2 separate regions of the Homo sapiens genome follow, and region 1 is linked to region 2. A link is a loop called in an ENCODE intact Hi-C map of the cell type or tissue named here. Cell type or tissue: heart right ventricle. All regions are shown on one strand. Each heading gives the region's core, and the rest is flanking DNA. Links, peaks and the distances in the headings are about the cores only. Region 1 overlaps ZNF609 (zinc finger protein 609). Region 2 overlaps CSNK1G1 (casein kinase 1 gamma 1).

Evidence for each region. Peaks named below come from ENCODE experiments on the same cell type or tissue, not always from the same donor. Only the 100,000 strongest peaks of a DNase experiment are listed, where the experiment ranks them.
Region 1: it touches region 2 in a loop (4-fold over the local background); 4 of 110 quality-filtered maps call a loop at or near these places.

The regions. Positions count from the first base shown.
Region 1 is chr15:64,660,190-64,669,525 of GRCh38, forward strand. The region is part of intron 3 of ZNF609 (zinc finger protein 609); the gene reads left to right. Among named protein-coding and RNA genes, the nearest start is that of OAZ2, 38 kb to the right of the region's middle. RefSeq lists enhancers at 6,125-6,824, 6,825-7,522. In heart right ventricle, for the core only: no CTCF peak of the experiment used is centred there; no DNase peak of the experiment used is centred there.
Region 2 is chr15:64,219,301-64,228,636 of GRCh38, forward strand. All of the region lies in intron 4 of CSNK1G1 (casein kinase 1 gamma 1), which reads right to left. Among named protein-coding and RNA genes, the nearest start is that of PPIB, 61 kb to the left of the region's middle. In heart right ventricle, for the core only: no CTCF peak of the experiment used is centred there; a DNase peak (open chromatin) is centred at 5,444; H3K27ac peaks cover 739 bases.

The DNA of each region.
Region 1 (9,336 bases), core at 799-8,798, 440 kb after region 2:
GCTTTTTTCATTTTATCAGTCCAATAAACAACCTTTGAATGCCTAATATTAATAAAAGTATTTCTTTTTTATCTGGCTCTCATTTATATCTTTGTTTCAGTGAGAGTTCATTCTGAGGCCAGAGCCTGAACATAAATACAGTTCCCCTCTGGCCTCATAATCTGTTCCTCAAGGTGCAGACGGTCTATGTCAGGGATTATTAGCAAGTTAGGATTCGGTTACCAAATCCAGTCCCACTTCTGGTTTTTATAATACAGTTTTATTGAAACACAACTATGCCTATTTGTTTACATATTGTCTGGGGCTCTTTTTCTACTATAAGAGTTGAGAAGTTATGACGGAGACTGTGTGGCCTGCAAAGCTTTAAATATTTACTATCTGTCCCTTACTTTAAAAGCCTGCCAATCCCCAGTCTGTGTGATCTGGTCCACCGTTGTCACTAATATGCTGTCTCTCTGACCTCATGTGTTCTCACTCTTCCCCTCATTTATTCCACTACAGCCACACTATCCTCTTTGCTCTTCCGAACGTGCCATGTGCATTTCCACCACAGGGCCTTTGTACTTGCTTTTTCCGCTGCCTAAAATGTCTTCTAATTTCCACAGAGCTCGCTGTCTCACCTCTTACAGGTTTCTCTGCTTGAATGTCATCTTCTTGAGAAGGCTTTTTAAAATTGCCCTTTATAAAATAGCAGCATCACCATCCCTCACATCGTCTTCTGCTTTGTTTTTCTCCATAGCTTATCACTCTCTGGGTTTTTGTTGTTTGTTTGTTTGTTTGTTTGTTGAGACCGGGTTTCACTCCCGTCACCCAGGCTGGAGTGCAGTGGCGTGATGTGGACTCACTGCTGCAACATCCACCTCCTGGGCTCAAGTGATTCTCCTGCCTCAGTCTCCCAAGTAGCTGGGACTACAGGCGTGTGCCACCATGTCTGGCTAATTTTGGTATTTTTTGTAGAGACAGGGTTTCACCATGTTGGCCAGGCTGGTCTCGAACTCCTGGGCTCAAGCAGTCCTCCCGCCTTGGCCTCCCAAAGTGCTGGGATTACAGGTGTGAGCCACCACGACTGGCCGCGTATCACTATCTGACATATGCTTACATGTTCCCTTATTTATTGTCTTTCTCCTCTTATCTGAATGTAAGAGCAGAGACTTGGTCAGTTTTGTGTGTTGCCATGTCCCAGTACTTGAGAACAGTGTCTGGCCCAGAGTAGGTGCTCATTTGTGGAATAATAGAATGAATGAAAGCATGTATGTGTGCTAATCTGTACTTTACCCTGGTTAGTTAGGGTGTATTTGTATCCAGTTAGGGTATAGTTGTCAACATCAATCAGGATTGAAAATTGGGATTAAAATAAGATTTAAAAGCAGCATATAGGCAAATGCTGATGTTTCCATTTGGAAACTCAATGCTACTGGAATATTCAGGTACACTTCATCTCTTCCCCTTTCTCTTTTGTTGTCTCTTATGCTGAGGGCAAGCATCTGGCCTTATTTATCCTTATTCTCTAGTACTTAGTCCAGCACATTCCATAAAGTTGGCTCTTAATAAACATTTGCTGCCAACCCAGGAGTGGACCTCAGCATTTCTTCACTGTTTTTGTAACTTCAATACTTCACAGAATGCTTGGCAAATAATAGATGCTCAATAAATATTCGTTCAAGGTAGGAATGAATTATTTGTCTACCTAGGGTAGACATTATTCCAGGTTATCTGTTATGTAACAAATTAACCTAAAACATAGTTGTCTAAAACAATAAATATTATCTCACAGAGTTTCTGTGGCTCAGGAATTCAGGAGTAGCTTAACTGGGTGGTCTGACTCAGGGTCTCTCATGAGGTTGTAGTCAGTTGTTGACTGGGGCTGCCATCATCTGAAAGCATATCTGGGGCTGGAGGATCCTCTTCCAAGTTGCTTCACTACATGACTATTGGCAGAGGGCTTCAGTTGCTGGCCTCGTGGACTTCTCCATAGGGCTGCTTAAGTGTTCTCACAAAATGGCTGCTGTCATCCCTAAGGGAAGAAATCCCAGAGAGAAAGCAAGGAGGAACCCCCAATAATACCTTTTATCACCTTGTCTCAAAAGTCATGCACCATCACTTCTGCAAGTTGCTAAAGGCAGCTCACACTCCAGGGGATGAGAATTAGGCCCCATCTTTTTTTTTTCCTCTGTGAATTAGGCTGGAGTGCAGGGGCAACATCTCAACTCATTACAGCCTAGATCTCCCGGGCTCAAGTGATCCCCCCATGTCAGCCTCCATAGTAGTTGGCACTACAGGCACATGCCAACAAGCCCAGATAATTTAAAGAATTTTTTAGAGACAGGGTCTCACTACATTGCCCAGGCTAGTTTCGAATTCCTATGCTCAAGCAATCCTCCCACCTTGGCCTCCCAAAATGCTGAGATTACAGGCATGAGCCACCATGCTTGGCCATGAAGCATTTTTAAAACATTGAGATATTTCTACTAAAACTAATAATTTTTTTTTTCTTGAGACAGGGTCTCTTTCTGTTGCCCAGACGGGAGTGCAGTGGCGCGATCTCGGATCACCACAACCTCTGCCTCCCAGGCTCACGCGATTCTCTTGCCTCAGCCTCCTCAGGAGCTGGGATTACAGGCACGCGCCACTACTGCCCGGCTAATTTTTGTATTTTTAGTAAAGATGGGGTTTCACCATGTTGACCAGGCTGGTCTTGAACTCCGGACCTAAGATGATCCACCTGCCTCGGCCTCCCAAATTGCTGAGATTACAGGCATGAGCCACCGTGCTTGGCTAACTAATAACTATTTTTATGTGTTTTTTTGGGAATAGGTGATACATACAGATGTATGTATCACCTATACCTGTATGTATGAGTTCAAAAGCTAAAAGGTTTTATACAGAGAAATGATAGGATATGAGAGGTTTTATTTAACAGGATCTCTCTGGTCTCTGTGTTGAGAACAGGTCAGAAAGTGATAAAGATGGAAGCAAGTTAGGAAGCTATTGCAATAATTTAAGGAGTGCTTGGAGCAGTAGAAGTGGAGGTAATGAGAAATGATCAAAATCTGGATATATTTTGAAGGTTGAGCCAAAAAGATTTGCTGATGGTCAGGTGTGGGGACATGGATAGTAGGAGAGGAACCAAGTAAAACTCTAAGGGTTTTGACCTGAACACCTAGAAGGATGTACACATGCCATTACCTCAGATAGGGAGAATTCAGAGCAAGTTGTTTTTGTTGTTCTTGGAGGAGAGGGTTGTTAAGGAGAGGATGGGTATCAGGAGCTCAGTTTGGAACATATTAAGTTTGAGATCTCCATTTAGACGTCCAATGGAAATGTCAAGTTTGTGATTAGATACATGAATCTGGAGTTTAGGGGAGAGGTTGGGGCTAGGGATAGAAGTTTGAGTCATCAGCTACACATGAAGTACCAGCAAAAGATGCTGAGGAATGACCAGAGAGATAGGAGGAAAACCAGGAGAGTATGGTGTTCTGGAAGCCAAGTGAAGGAAGCGTTTCAAGAAGGGAATTGGTCTGAGCATGAAGGAGCTGAGCATGAAGGTACCAGATCCCTGAGAGAAAGTATGTACTAATGGAAATAGTAAAAATGAGGGGCCTAGAAAAAAATCTCTCTCTCTCTTTCTACTATTATACTTGGATCAGCCTTGACTACACAAATGTTTTGAGGTTTTGAATTATTATCTGAAACAAAGCAGTGCTGCTTTGGGATTGAGTTTGTCTCAGCATTTCACTCCTAAGAACTGTGGGAACCTGGCCAGTCGTGGTGGCTCATGCCTGTAATCCCAGCACTTTGGGAGCCCGAGGCAGGTGGATCACCTGAGGCAGGACTTCGAGACCAGCCTGACCAACATGGTGAAACAGTATCTCTACTAATAATACAAAAATTAACGAGGTGTGGTGGTGCACACCTGTAATCCCAGCTGCTTGGGAGGCTGAGGCAGGAGTATTGCTTGAGCCTGGGAGGCAGAGGCTGGAGTGAGCCGAGATTGCACCACTGCACTCCAGCCTGGGTGACACAGTGAGTCTCTGTCTCAAAAATAATAATAATAATAACTAGGGGAACCTGACTAGTGCCTCATACATGTCATCATTTTCCCTTTACTCTGCTCCAATATTTATCACCTTGAAGAAGGGAGAATAGTGAGTACTCTAAAACTTAATAATGGGTACTTAGATTATGTCCATAAGACTTGGTAAATCTGAAAGTAAGATTCTAGAGAAACACGGAGCACTATTTATTACTGCTGTTTTTTAGCAGTATTATCCTCAAACATGCTGAGCCTTTCCTTATTTTGTGAACACTTATGAAAAATAGTAAGTTTTCCAAGATGAAGACCAGTTTTTCTTTCTCTTCAGCCTACTTGCTTCTCTAAAGCTAGCCCCTAATAGAGAAACTTGGTCTGTTAAGTGTTATTTGCTGCTTTTCTTTCCTGTCGTCCTATTCTCCAGCTGTCTCAACTCGGAACCTTGCAGGAAGACTATTAAACCTCATCAATGTGTGTTTCCTTTGACATTTAAACAAGCCTCCATTTTGTCTTTCCATATCATAATTTTTTCTCTTCCCTTCTCCCATTTCCAGCACCTTGTTTGACCTGTCTTCTCTTCAGCTCATTCATTATTGCTAAAGTTTGCAGATTATACCAAAGGAAGAAGCCTGATTTATAAACATGTGTTCCCACCCAGCTGTTTCAAGAATAGTAATGAGATTCATCTTCTAGTTGTGTGCCTGCTCTCTGTGTACAGCTGTGCTCATCTGCCCTTATAAATGAGATGCCTATCTCTAAGTCTTACCTTCTCTATAAATGGACTCTGTTCCTATTAAATTGATTATGCAGTAATCAGAGCAGGCCACCTTTTGGGGGAGACATCCATTTGAAATCACTTTGCTAATAGCTAGAGAGAATTTAGCCTAATTACTTCTTTAGGAGAGATGCCATTTCCCTTAAGATGCCAGGGCACTGCAAAGGGATAGGATTCCTATCCTTTTCCCCTCTGGATGACCCCCTGCAATCCTGTATGTGTATGTGTCTTTTATCTAAGGTGAAGGTAACAGGATATTCTAAGAAAATTGTGTGAAAACAATCAGAATCCATTAGAGATAGCTGTGTCAGGCCTTAGAGTCTGAAAGATCTGACCACTAATAGTGAACCCTTGAGTAAATGATTTATCCTTTCTGGTGTATCATTTCCTCCTTTGCAAAGTAGCCTTAACAATCCTTATATGACAGGATTTTTGGCACCCACTTATGGCCTGCCTTCCTCAAAAAGTGATTTAAGACCAGGTGCCGTGGCTCATGCCTGTAATCCCAGCTCTTTAGGAAACCAAGGCAGGAGGATCACTTGAGACCAGGAGTTGAAACCAGCCTGGGTAACATAGTGAGACTCTGTCTCTATTTTTAAACAAACAGAAAAAATTATAAAAAGTAAACAAATGGGCCGGGCCCGGTGGCGCATGCCTGTAATCCCAGCACTTTGGAAGGCCGAGGCAGGCAGATCACCTGAGGTCAGGAGTTTGAGACCAGCCTCAACATGGAGAAACCCCATATCTACTAAAAATATAAAATTAGCTGGGCGTGGTGGTACATGCCTGTAATCCCAGCTACTCGGGAGGCTGAGGCAGGAGAATTGCTTGAACCTGGGAGGCGGAGGTTGCGATGACCCAAGATCACGCCATTGCACTCCAGTCTAGGCAACAAGAGCAAAACTCCATCTCAAAAATAAAAATTAAAATTAAAAATTAAATTAAAAAATAAATAAACAAATGCCAGCTACTCAGGAGGCTGAGGCAGGAGAATCGCTTGAACCCAGGAGGCGGAGGTTGCAGTGAGTAGGGATTGCGCCACTGCACTCCACCCTGGGCAACAGAGCAAGACTTCGTCTCAAAAAAAAAAAAAAACACACACACACAAATAAAAATAAAAGTGATTGGCCTAGTGACTACTGTAATCTCAGCACTTTGGGAGACCAAGTTGGGTGGATCGCTTGGGGCCAGGAGTTCAAAACCAGCCTGGCCAACATGGTATAACCCTGTCTTTACTAAAAACACAAAAATCAGCCATGCATGGTGGCACACGCCTGTAATCCCAGCTACTTGGGAGGCTGAGGCACAAGAATTGCTTGAACCTGGGAGGCGGAGGTTGCAGTGAGCCAAGATTGCACTACTGCACTCTAGCTTGGACAACAGAGCGAGACTCTGTCCAAAATAAAAATAATTAAATAAAAATAAAAGTGATTTAAGGCTGTAAATATTCAATAAGATAATATGAAAACATCTAGCACATAATAGTTTTATTTTTCTTTTTTACTTTATTGTATTTATTTATTTTTTGAGATGAAGCCTTGCTCTGTCGCCGAGGCTGGAGTGCAGTAGCACAATCTCAGCTCACTGCAACACCTCCTTGAACACCTCCTGGGTTCAAGCAGTTCTCTTGCCACAGCCTCCTGAGTAGCTGGGACTACAGGCGCCCACCACCACGCCCAGCTAATTTTTGTATTTTTAGTAGAGATGGGGTTTCACCATCTTGGCCAGGCTGGCTGGTCTTGGACCCCTGACCTCAAGTGATCACTCGCCTTGGCATCCCAAAGTGCTGGGATTACAGGCATGAGCCACCGCACCCGGCTTAATCCTATATTTTTAAAAATCTAAGATTTGGGCCAGGCGCGGTGGCTCATGCCTGTAATCCCAGCACTTTGGGGAGGCCGAGGCGGGCGGATCATGAGATCAGGAGATCAAGACCATCCTGGCTAACATGGTAAACCCTGTCTCTACTAAAAAATACAACAAAAATTAGCCGGGTGTGGTGATGTGCGCCTCTAGTCCCAGCTACTCGGGGGGCTGAGGCAGGAGAATGGCGTGAACCCGGGAGACGGAGCTTATAGTGAGCCGAGATTCGTGCCACTGCACTTCAGCCTGGGCGACAGAGCGAGACTCTGTCTCAAAAAAACAAAACAAACAAAAAAACCCTGAGATTTGTAGAAGCCAAGTGACTTGTTCAAGGTTACACTATAACAAAGCCAGGATTTGCACTGAGGTTTTCTAACTCCATGTCCAGTGATTTTTAGACAACATTGTATGTCGAAGAATAAATGAATATAAGTGAGTTACTAGAGATATGTCCTAGAAGTGCCAAATCAAAAAGTATTTTATTAGTGGGTGGCCGTAGACAAACAAAAGCTAATTCCAGATCCCCCAGATTTATTGTCTTGATATATTCCATAGAAAATATGCCTTGGAGCTGGGTGTGGTGGCTAACACCTGTAATCCCAACACTTTGGGAGTCTGAGGTGGGCAGATCACCTGAGGTCGGGAGTTCGAGACCGGCCTGACCAACATGGTGAAACCCTGTCTCTGCTTAAAAAAAATACAAAATTAGCCCGGGCATGGTGGCACCTGCCGTAATCCCAGCTACTCAGGAGGCTGAGGCAGGAGAATCACTTGAACCCAGGAGGTGGAGGTTGCAATGAGCTGAGATCAGGCCATTGCACTTCAGCCTGGGCAACAAGAGTGAAACTCTGTCTCAAAAAAAAAAGAAAAAGAAAAAGAAACACAGATGCAAGTCACTAAGTGGGGCTGAATCTGTGGACTGGCTGACCTCCAGATCTGGGAACAAAGAGTAGTCGTGAGAGGTGATTTCAGAGGAGTAAATAGATACTAAAAAAGCTCATAGACTAAGAATGTGAGGCCAGGAGAGTGAGATGCTAACCCCCAACCAGCCTTATGAAAGGAGGCTTAAAATAAGTTAATTGTTGAGTGGAGGAGGGAAGCTTTAAGGAGTTGGGAAGGACTGTGTCAAGCTGCCTCCTGATTCATTATTAGAATAGAAGTGTGATATCCTAAATTTCACTGTGGCATAGGCCATTTGAAGACCTGTTGTACTGAGTCCCTAGGGGGCCAGAAGAAAGAAATTGCAAAGTGATGAGACAGAGAAAGGGGAAAAAGTAATAACAAAGACATTCCACTCAATATGAGGCTGCAAACCAAAATGTTAATAATAGAAATCTAATGTTAAGAAAGATAACCAATAAAAACCAGGACTTCCACTTCAGAGAAGATGGAGTAGACAGATTTTTCCCTATTCCTCCCCTAAATACAACTAAAAACTCTGGAAATTATTTATAAAACAAATACAACAAGACTGTGAAACGTGGAAGAAAGAAGGCAGACCAGCCATGGGTCACAAGACCTTAGAAACAACATGGTGATGAGTTCCCTGGGTTTTCTTTTTGTCTCTAATATCCCAGACATGGCGCTAAAACTGAATATTATATTTAATGGTAAAAGACTGAATGGAGCCAAGTGTGGTGGCTCACACCTATAATCCCAGCACTTTGGAAAGCCAAGGCAGATGGATTGCTTGATCTCAGGAGTTCAAGACCAGCCTGGGCAAAATGGTCTTGACAAGAGGATAGCTTGAGCCCGAGTTTGAGCCCAATCTGGGCAACATAACAAGACATTGTCTCTAAAAGAATTAAAATGCCAGCCAGGTGCGGTGGCTCATGCCTGTAATCCCAGCACTTTGGGAGGTTGAGGCAGGCGGATCACATGAGGTCGGGAGATTGAGACCAGCCTGACCAACATGGAGAAACTCTGTCTCTACTAAAAATACAAAATTAGCTGGGGGTGGTGGTGCATGCCTATAATCCTAGCTACTTGGGAGGCTGAGGCGGAGAATTGCTTGAACCCAGGAGGCGGAGGTTGCAGTGAGCGGAGATCACACCATTGCACTCCAGCCTGGGCAACAAGAGCGAAACTCCGTCTCAAAAAAAAAAAAAAAAAAAAAAAAAGGAATTAAAATGCCAAAAAAAAACCCTATATAAAACATAATTTTTCTTTTATCAGATTGGCAAAGAACAAAATGAGAACATCATGTTGCCAAAGGAAAAGGGCAAGAGGTATTCATGGGCTACTATAAATGGGTATATGAATGAGTATGTCCTCTTTGAGGCAATTTGGAGGTGGTTTGGCCGTATTTGTGAGAACTCCAAATACAAGTGCACTGTGATTAACAGTTTTACTTACAGGAATTCATCTTACAGACATATTTGTGTAGGTAAAATGAAGCATTTGTACAAGATTATTCATTGCAGTTTATTTGTAATAGCAGAAGATTGAAACAACCTAAATGTCCGTTCAAATGCTGCCATTGAAAAGAATGAAGTAGTTCTCTGTCTACACATATGGAATGATCCAAAATATTTGGGTACATGAAAAAAGCAGTGTGCAGAACATTGTGTGTATATTGCTATCATTTAAGGAAGAATATATGAACATATTTGCATATATACATATAAAATATCTGTGGAAGACTTTTGGATGTTTCCAAGTAGGGGAA
Region 2 (9,336 bases), core at 578-8,577:
AATCAGACACATGGTAAATGCAGTTTGGGGATCTTTTAAATTTATGTCCTATATAAGGATTTAATGCCACTAAAATGTTATTTTCCTAATATAAATATTATATTCTTCAAAGCAGGTTGTGGCAGCGCCTGTTGTTTGCATGCCCAATATCCATTCTCCCTCTCCTTTTTTCTTTTGAGACAGTGTCTCACTGTGTCACCCAGGCTGGAGGGCAGTGGTATGACCATGGCTCACTGCAGCCTCGACCTCCTGGGACCAAGCAATCCTCCTGCCTCAGCCTCCCAAACAGCTGGGAGCACAGGCACATGACACCACATCGGGCTAGTTTCTTAAATTTTTTCCAGAGATGAGCTCCCACTATGTTGTCCAGGCTGGTCTTGAATTTCTGGGCTCAACTGATCCTCCTGCTTTGACCTCCCAAGTGCTAAGATTACAGGGATGCCTCTCCCCTTCTTTTTTTCTTTTTCTTTTCTTTTCTTTTTTTTTTTTTTTGAGACAGAGTCTCGCTCTGTTGCCAGGCTGGAGTGCAGTGGCACGATCTCAGCTCAATGCAACCTCCACCTCCTGAGTTCAAGTGATTCTCGTGCCTCGGCCTCCCAAGTAGCTGGGATTACAGGCACGTACCACCACACCTAGCTAATTTTTAAATTTTTAGTAGAGATGGGATTTCGCCATGTTGGCCAGGATAGTCTCGATCTCCTGACCTCGTGATCTGCCTGCCTTGGCCTCTCAAAGTGCTGGCATTACAGGTGTGAGCCACCACGCCCAGCCTCCCCTTCTTTTAAAATAACATAACTTTTTTTTTTTTTTTTGAGACAGAGTCTTGCTCTGTTGCTCAGGCCGGAATGCAGTGGCGTGGTCTCAGCTCACTGCAACCTCCGCCTCTTGGGTTCAAGCCATTGTCCTGCCTCAGCCTCCTGAGTAGCTGAGATTACAGGCACCTGCCACCATGCCTGGATAATTTTTGTATTTTTAGTAAAGACGAAGCTTCATCTTGCTGGTCAGGCTGGTCTTGAACTCCTGACCTCAAGTGATCCACCCAACTCAGCCTCCCAAAGTGCTGGTATTATAGGCATGAGCCACCATGCCTGGCCCAGAACTTCTAATTGTTGCAAATAGCAACTTGCCCAGTTATAACTCCAGTCTCCCTTGACAATTAGGAAAGACCAATGAGATGGAAGCAGAAATGAGTGTATAACTCTTTTTTTTTTTTTTATTCAGAGTCTTGCTCTGCTGCCCAGGCTGGAGTGCAGTTGCATGATCTTAGATCAGTGCAACCTCCGCCTCCTGGGTTCAAGCTTTTCTCTTGCCTCAGCCTCCTGAGTAGCTGGGACTACAGACTCAGCTAATTTTGTTTTTAGTTTTACTCTTGCCTCAGCCTCCTGAGTAGCTGGGACTACAGACTATGGCTAATTTTTTTTTTGTTTGTTTTTGGTAGAGATGAGATTTCACCATGTTGGCCAGGCTGGTCTCAAACTCCTGGCCTCAAGTGATCTGCCTGCCTTGGCCTCCCAAAGTGCTGGGATTACAGGCATGAGCCTCCGTGCCTGGCCACTGAGTGTATAATTCTAAAAAAATTCTTTCAAGAGAGATGGCTAGAATGAAAGGTCCAGAAGCCATCTAGAATCACCAGACATCTTGACGATGTAAAGTAGTGCCAAGAATAGATGGAGCAAAAAACAGAACCTAAGTCCCTGATGGCTGTGGAGTAACCATGCTAATGTTGGACTTTTCTTCTCTCTGGATTTTTTTTATCAAAAAGAAAAATCAATCTCCACCTTGACTGAGCTACTTGTATTTGGATTTTTAAAAAGCAGCCAACTCTAATCCTAATTAATAAACATATTACTCCATTCGTTGGTTAAATTGCAAATCTGGGCATAATATCCTCTTTCTAAAGTACAAGCTAAAAGTCAGGCTTGCTTAGAAATATAATATTGGCATAATTTCCTACACTTGTTGCCAATACTTAAGGTTCAGTTTAAATGAGACAACTGATCTTGTTCTTAATAATCCTTAGTATCAAATCTAGATTATCTTTTGCCAGAAGTTTCCATGTTTACAATGAAGTCACAAAAGGATTTTGAGTAATATCTACAATTTCTAACTATAATGTCACCCATTACTCCTACCTAGGAACTTGGAAGAATTAAGAGTTCCTGCTCGCTGCATTATTGGTTTTATTAAGTACCCTGAGACCTCACAACACACTGGCAGGCTTTGGGATGCTCAAAGCAACTTCTAGACCACTGAGTGGTTTTGAAGCATTTCTAGGAGAGGGTCAAGGTCCGAGATACCAGTGTAGAAAAAGCTCAAGTCAGAGTCTTAGATCTAGTATTTGCTTCTGCTTTCAACTCTGGCACATTCCTTAGCCTCTCTGGGTTAGCTTATTCATCTGTAAAGAGGAGGGGGTTTACACAATGAGATACCATCTCACGCCAGTCAGAATGGTGATTATTAAAAAGTCAGGAAACAACAGATGCTGGAGAGGCTATGGAGAAATAGGAACACTTTTACACTGTTGGTAGGAATGTAAATTAGTTCAACCATTGTGGAAGACAGTATGGTGATTCCTTAAGGATATAGAACCAGAAATACCACTTGACCCAGCAATCCCATTACTGAGTATATACCCAAAGGAATATAAATCATTCTACTATAAAGACACATGCACATGTATGTTTACTGCAGCACTATTTACAATAGCAAAGACATGGAACCAACCCAAATGCCCATCAATGATAGACTGGATAAAGAAAATATGGTACATACACACCATGGAATACTATGCAGCCATAAAAAGGAACAAGATCATGTCCTTTGCAGGGACATGAATGAAGCTGGAAGCCATCATCCTCAGCAAACTAACACAGGAACAGAAAACCAAACACCACATGTTCTCACTCATAAGTGGGAGTTGAACATTGAGAACACATGGACACAGAGAGGGGAACAACACACACCAGGGCCTGTTGGTGGATGGGGGGTCGGGGGAGGGAACTTAGAAGACGGGTCAATAGGTGTAGCACACCACCATGGCACACATGTACCTACGTAACAAACCTGCACATTCTGCACATGTATCCCGTTTTTTTTCTCCTTAGAAGAAATAAAGAAATAACAACAACAACACCACCAAAAAAAAAAAAAAAAAAAAAAGAGGAGGGGGTTTAGACTGGTTCCTTTCAAAATCCAAATTCTTATGGCCAGGATTTCCTTCTAGCTACCTTCTGGGTTCCTCTTTGTAAAGCCACAGAACTATGAATGAAACTCACCTCCATATTTTATGAAATAACGTGTGGCACCAATTCAAATATAAGCTGGTAGTGAAACTCAACTGGAAGTGTATCTATCAGAAATATCTTTAAAACTTAAAAAAAAAAAAAAACCCAAAATGAGATGCAGTGACTTCACCTCCTACCTACTGAGTCAGAATTTCTAGGAGTGGAAGCAAACATTGCTCCACAAGTGATTCTGATGTGTAACCTCAGCTGAAAAACACTATATCTAGAGAGTAGAAATAAAGGGTTTTGCTTTGTTTTATGATTAATATAAGGATTCAGAATACAGTGACAGGTCTCTTTCAGAAGTTATTTCAGATCAAAACAACTGGACTCAATACCTTTTGAAGGAAAGAATTTTAAGGCAAGTTAAAAAGATTTCTCTGTTTAAAGTTTCTTAGTTATTTTCTTACAGAAAATATACCTTTGAGCATAAAAGTTTCTTTGGGAGATGTAGCTGTAATTTATTAGAACTATCTGTACAGAAAGCTCCCCATGCAAGTTCTACTCTGAGCCTGGTTTTTCGCAGGAGTGCCCATAAAGTGGTCTGTGCTGGTGGTAAAAGACACAAACACAAGCACACTAAGAAAGTCTGTCTCTTTGGTCAGAGATTACCACACAGTAACGGCTTATCAGCTGGGCTGCATTTAAATGAAAAAAAAAATCCTGTATATTTCATTCTTCTTTTGCAGAGCCATCTCTAATCCACTGCTTAAGAAATTTTAAATTAATCAACATTATGCTATGAAATCCTTTAATGAGGCTGGGGAGAAGGGCAGATCCTTAAGTGCAACATAAGGTACACATGCGGTAAACAGGTACTTTCTATAAATAATTATGAGGGAATGGAAAGGAAGTGGGAGACTCAGGCAAGGAAGATATGTGCTGGATTCTTTGATCAATGGTATATTGGAAACTAAGGTATTAATAGTTTTATAATCTCTCATCTGCTCTGGAAATAATGTGCTAATGAGGTCTCCCCTTCCTAAATTGGTAAACTGCATAGAAACCTGGAAACTAAAGAAGTGACTACTGAATTTTACTTTTCTGAAGGATTTCCAATAGATTTCATTATATTTCCTTTAACTACAGGTTAAATCTCTTATAAACCAAACTGCAAGGTTACATATACAGTACATATGTTATCTTGTATATTTTTCTTAGTACTATGAAAGAGCCTTTCCATCATCAATAACATGATGTTATAAACCCTGCCAGACATATGGCTCACACGTACATCAAGCTGCACAGAATAGGCAATGAATGTAGAACACTAGAGCTAATTTTCAGTCTGTATGAAGTTTAACTTGAGTCAAATACACCAATTCAAGGAAAATGGCTTCTTTTATCATCCAAGCTGTTATCTAAAAACAATCTACAACACATTATGAACCCTAACTACTCTAAGTAGAGATATTTTAAAATGCACATCAGGTTGAGAACTGAAATAGAACCACCTCAAAGGTTTTGGTAATTTGATCCTATTATTGCCTAATAATTAGTCTTTCATTCTTTTTTAAAAACTAAATTACCTAACTATGAAGGACAACAACCTTGGCAAGCCCATTCTTTTGCTTTGTTTATATAGTTTATTTTTTAATGTTTAAAGAAAATAGAATAATTTTTCTCCCAAATTAAATTAATTCTCTTCTCAGCCCCATCAATAGTAATAGTTTCTAGCACAACTACTAAATGCTCTGTAATGTTTCTGAGGGATCAGGCAATTATTATTATAATACATGGGCAATTATCATTAAAGAAAATAATATTAAACATGTACCCTTAGCAAGAAATCAGAAATAGGCAGATAAATGAGATGTTATTCCATTGTAAGTAACGAAAGGGAAAAATGGAAGCATAGCCTTTAAAACTCTGAGAATAAACCCATGAAACAATGCATTATTACAAAGATATGAGATAATACGTAGTATATCTTTTTTAAAAAAGAACAAACAATCCCTCTCATGTCTCTGACTCTGAAAAATGTCTCTTTGCAACATGAACCAGTTAAACATATGAATTTACTCAAAATGCTGGTTTAATAACAAAAACAGCTAGGCCCAGAATTAAGAAAACAGGATTACTTTGTCTGTCCTGTAATGAAAAATGTTTTACAATCATCTTGTTTAAAGGCCTCCTGGGAACTGGAATACTGCCAAACATAGGCTGCTAACACGAGCTCAAATTTGTATGGTGGGGGAAGAGGCAGTGAGGAAAGGCAAAAGAAGAGGAATAATTTCACATTTCCGAGCCACAGACATTGAGCTTTAACAGTGTCTCTATTACATACACATAATTATGAATGCCTTGAGCCTTAAAGCAGGCTTAACATTTTATTTACCCAAAAGGAGTCAGAAAAGAAAGCCCAAGACAGGACAGAGGACAGATTTCTTCTATAGTAGATAGAATCCAAAATACACTTTTCTTTTTTTTTTTTTTTTTTTGGAGACAGAGTCTTGCTCTGTTGCCCAGGCTGGAGTACAGTGGTGCAATTTTGGGTCACTGCAACCTCTACCTCCTGGGTTCAAGCGATTATCTTGCCTCAGCCACCCGAGTGGCTGGGATTACAGGCATGCACCACCATGCCTGGCTAATTTTTGCATTTTTAGTAGAGCTGGGGTTTCACCATGTTAGCCAGGCTGGTCTCAAACTCCTGGCCTCAAGTGGTCCACCTGCCTCTGAGGCAGGAGAATAGGGTCTGGAAACAGTAAACCTAAGGCCAACCTATGGCTGCCTTCTTGGAATTGGACTAAGAGGAAAACCCCACCTGTCCACAACCAAGTCATAACAGGCCAAAGGCCCATCCCTCTCCGAACCTCCCCTCCCCTATGTCAGGAATGGGAATGTCTGGTTTTGGTCCATTCTGGGACCTTCATCTGCATATATGCCATAGGTGAGATGCCTCTGATTGGTCCTGGGCAGAATCTTGATTCTGACTGGTCCTGGACAGAATCCTGCCTCTGATTGGCCTAGGGCAGAATCCTTCATTTACATAGGGCATAACCTATCAGAAGCCCCTAAAGGTACTTAGATGTGTTACCATGATCTTTTGTTGTTGTTGTTGAACAGAGTTTCACTCGTGTCGCCCAGGCTGGAGTGCAATGGCGTGATCTCGGCTCACTGCAACCTCTGCCTCCCAAGTTCAACTGATTCTCCTGCCTCAGCCTCCCAAGTAACTGGGATTACGGGTGCCTGTCACCACATCCAGCTGATTTTTATATTTTTAGTAGAGTCGGGGTTTCGCTATGTTGGCCAGGCTGATCTTGAACTCCTGACCTCAGGTGATCCACCTGCCTCGGCCTCCCGAAGTGCTGGGATTACAGGCGTGAGACACTGCTCCCGGCTTACCATATTCTTTTAATTCAATAAAAACCCCAAGGAACATTACAATCAGGGCTCTTGAGCCACCCGCTCAAGCCCGCTCCCACTCTGTGGAGTGTACTTTCACTTCAACAAATCTATGCCTTCGTCTTCCATTGCTTTGTGCGTTTTGTTCAATTCTTTGCTCAAGGCACCAAGAACTTGGACAACTCACAGTCAAGACTTTCCATCTGGTAACACCTTGGCCACCCAAAGTGCTGGGCACGTAAGCCACTGTGCCTGGCCCAAAATAAAAACAGGTAAAAGTGTGTTGTGTATTGGAGGTGGGTAGGGGCAGAGGAGTAAAGTCCTTTCCCTTTCCAAAAAGACTAACTCGGCTGGGTGTGGTGGCTCACGCCTGTAATCCCAGCACTTTGGGAGGCCAAGGTGTATGGATCACGAGGTCAGGAGATCAAGACCATCTTGGTCAACATGGAGAAACCCCGTCTCTACTAAAATACAAAAAATTAGCTGGGCGTGGTGGTGCACGCCTGTAGTCCCAGACTAGGGAGGCTGAGGCAGGGGAATCGCTTGAACCCAAGAGGTGGAGGCTGCAGTGAGCCAAGATCGCAACACTGTACTCCAGCCCAGTGACAGAGCAAGATTCCGTCTCAAAACAAACAAACAAACAAACAAACAAACCAAAAAAAAAAAAGGAGACTAACTCAGCTCAGCTCAGTTACTAACAGACTAACTTTACTCAGATGGTAAATTCATGAGATTAAAAAATCCAGTATTTGACATTTTTCCACCTTCCTTAGTACTGTAGTTCCTGTGATTTAAGATAAAAAGATGGATTATCTACTGAATTTCAAAATCTGCCTCAAAACCTAAGAAAATACACCTGATTCTTCTTAAAATCCACCTGAACAATTAACAACTAAAAAGTCAAGAAGGTTCTAGCAAGCAGCTAGAAGGAATGAAAAGGAAAAAATGAGGTTACCCAAAGTACAGTGATCCCCTTCCTGACAATCGTGCCCCAGTCCCATTACACTTTCTTTATCCATGTGTCTGTCTTCCCTACTAACAGAAGGCTATTTGAAGACAGCAACTACTGTGTGTTAATTTTTTGTATGTCAGCACCTAGCACTGGTCCAAGCATATGGTAGATATGGTTAAAATAAGTACTAAGTAAATTAATAACTACAACTCAGTGCGATGGCACTTGAGTTTTCCATTTGGAATGCCTAATGCTTTCCTCAAAATGCTGAAATACACACAATACATACAGAGCAAAGCAAATTCAGTGGATTTAAAATGTGCACGAATACTAACACAATTGATTTTTCTGAGTTCTTGCTTACATTTCATGGGAATACTTTTAAAAGACAGTTCTGCTGGGCAAGCCACAAGTATGAATACTCCAAGTAAATTCAGAGTTGCAATATTTCTACATTGACTTCTGTGTATTTTAAATCTTCCATGATGATTGTAAATGATATCTACAGTTTATCTTGCTGTTCCCATATGTAGGTAAACAACTATGCAGAATTACTTATTTCAGTTAACAGCACTGAAAACTACACACAAACAAATGTCTTCTCCTCTCTCAAAACAGCACCTGCCCATCCAAACAGATTAAATGACCAAAAAAATGAGACATCTAAATCATCTAATATGAAAGGAAGTCCAGTAACTTCTTCCTACCCTTATCTTCTCCCTCTCAATTTATAAACAAATTCTTTATTTTGGTCCCATTTAACTTGGAAATACACGGTCTTTTCTTCACCTAAGTAGTCTTTTCCTACCACACTTGAATCTCATGGTCATCCTGTAAGGAAAAACAGGGGAAGTACTAAAGACCCCATTTTACAGATGAAATAAAAACCCTGAGAAATATTGTGTGAAATCTCCTAGGTTCCCAAATAATACAACCAAATCTCTCAATTCCAGATTCACTGTTCTCTTCTCTACACTAAGCTGCCTACATTCTCTTACTCTCAATGTTCTTTTTCATCTGTGTTGTTGCCAAAATTATTCTCCATGCTCCCCAACCCAACTCTTCCAAACCCTATGTCCTGCCCTTTTGGTTAACATTTTCTTTTTCCACCAATTCTTTATCACCTTTCCAGTACATAAATCCCCCACTATGCTCCACAGGCAGCTTGATTTGTCCTACTCACCCTTTTGGCTTCCCTTATTTTTAATTTTTAAGAAATTTTCTTGCCCTCTCCCCCATTATTTTAAAATCAGCTCCACAAACACTATCTTTTCACCTTTCCTGTCCACCTCTCTGTGGTTCTCAAGCCTTGTCAATTCCAGTCCCTGGTCTTGAACAGGAACCACCTGGGGCATTACTTTTTTAAATTATAAAAGTGATAAACAGACAGATATAGCATGGATATCTATATTACCCATTTTTAGACAACCAAACATAACAGCAAACCAAAAGCAGTAAAAAGCATATAAAGAAAAGGTATTCACACCCGGGCACGGTGGCTCACGCCTGTAATCCCAGCACTGTGAGAGGCCGAGGCAGGTGGATCACGAGGTCAGGAGCTCCAGACCATCCTGGTGAAACCCCGTCTCACTAAAATACAAAGAATTAGCTGGGCGTGGTGGCGCACGCCTGTATTCCCAGCTACTGGGGAGGCTGAGGCAGGGGAATCACTTGAACCCCAGAGGCGGAGGTTGCAGTGAGCCAAGATCATGCCACTGTACTCCAGCCTGGCAACACAGCAAGACTCCGTCTCAA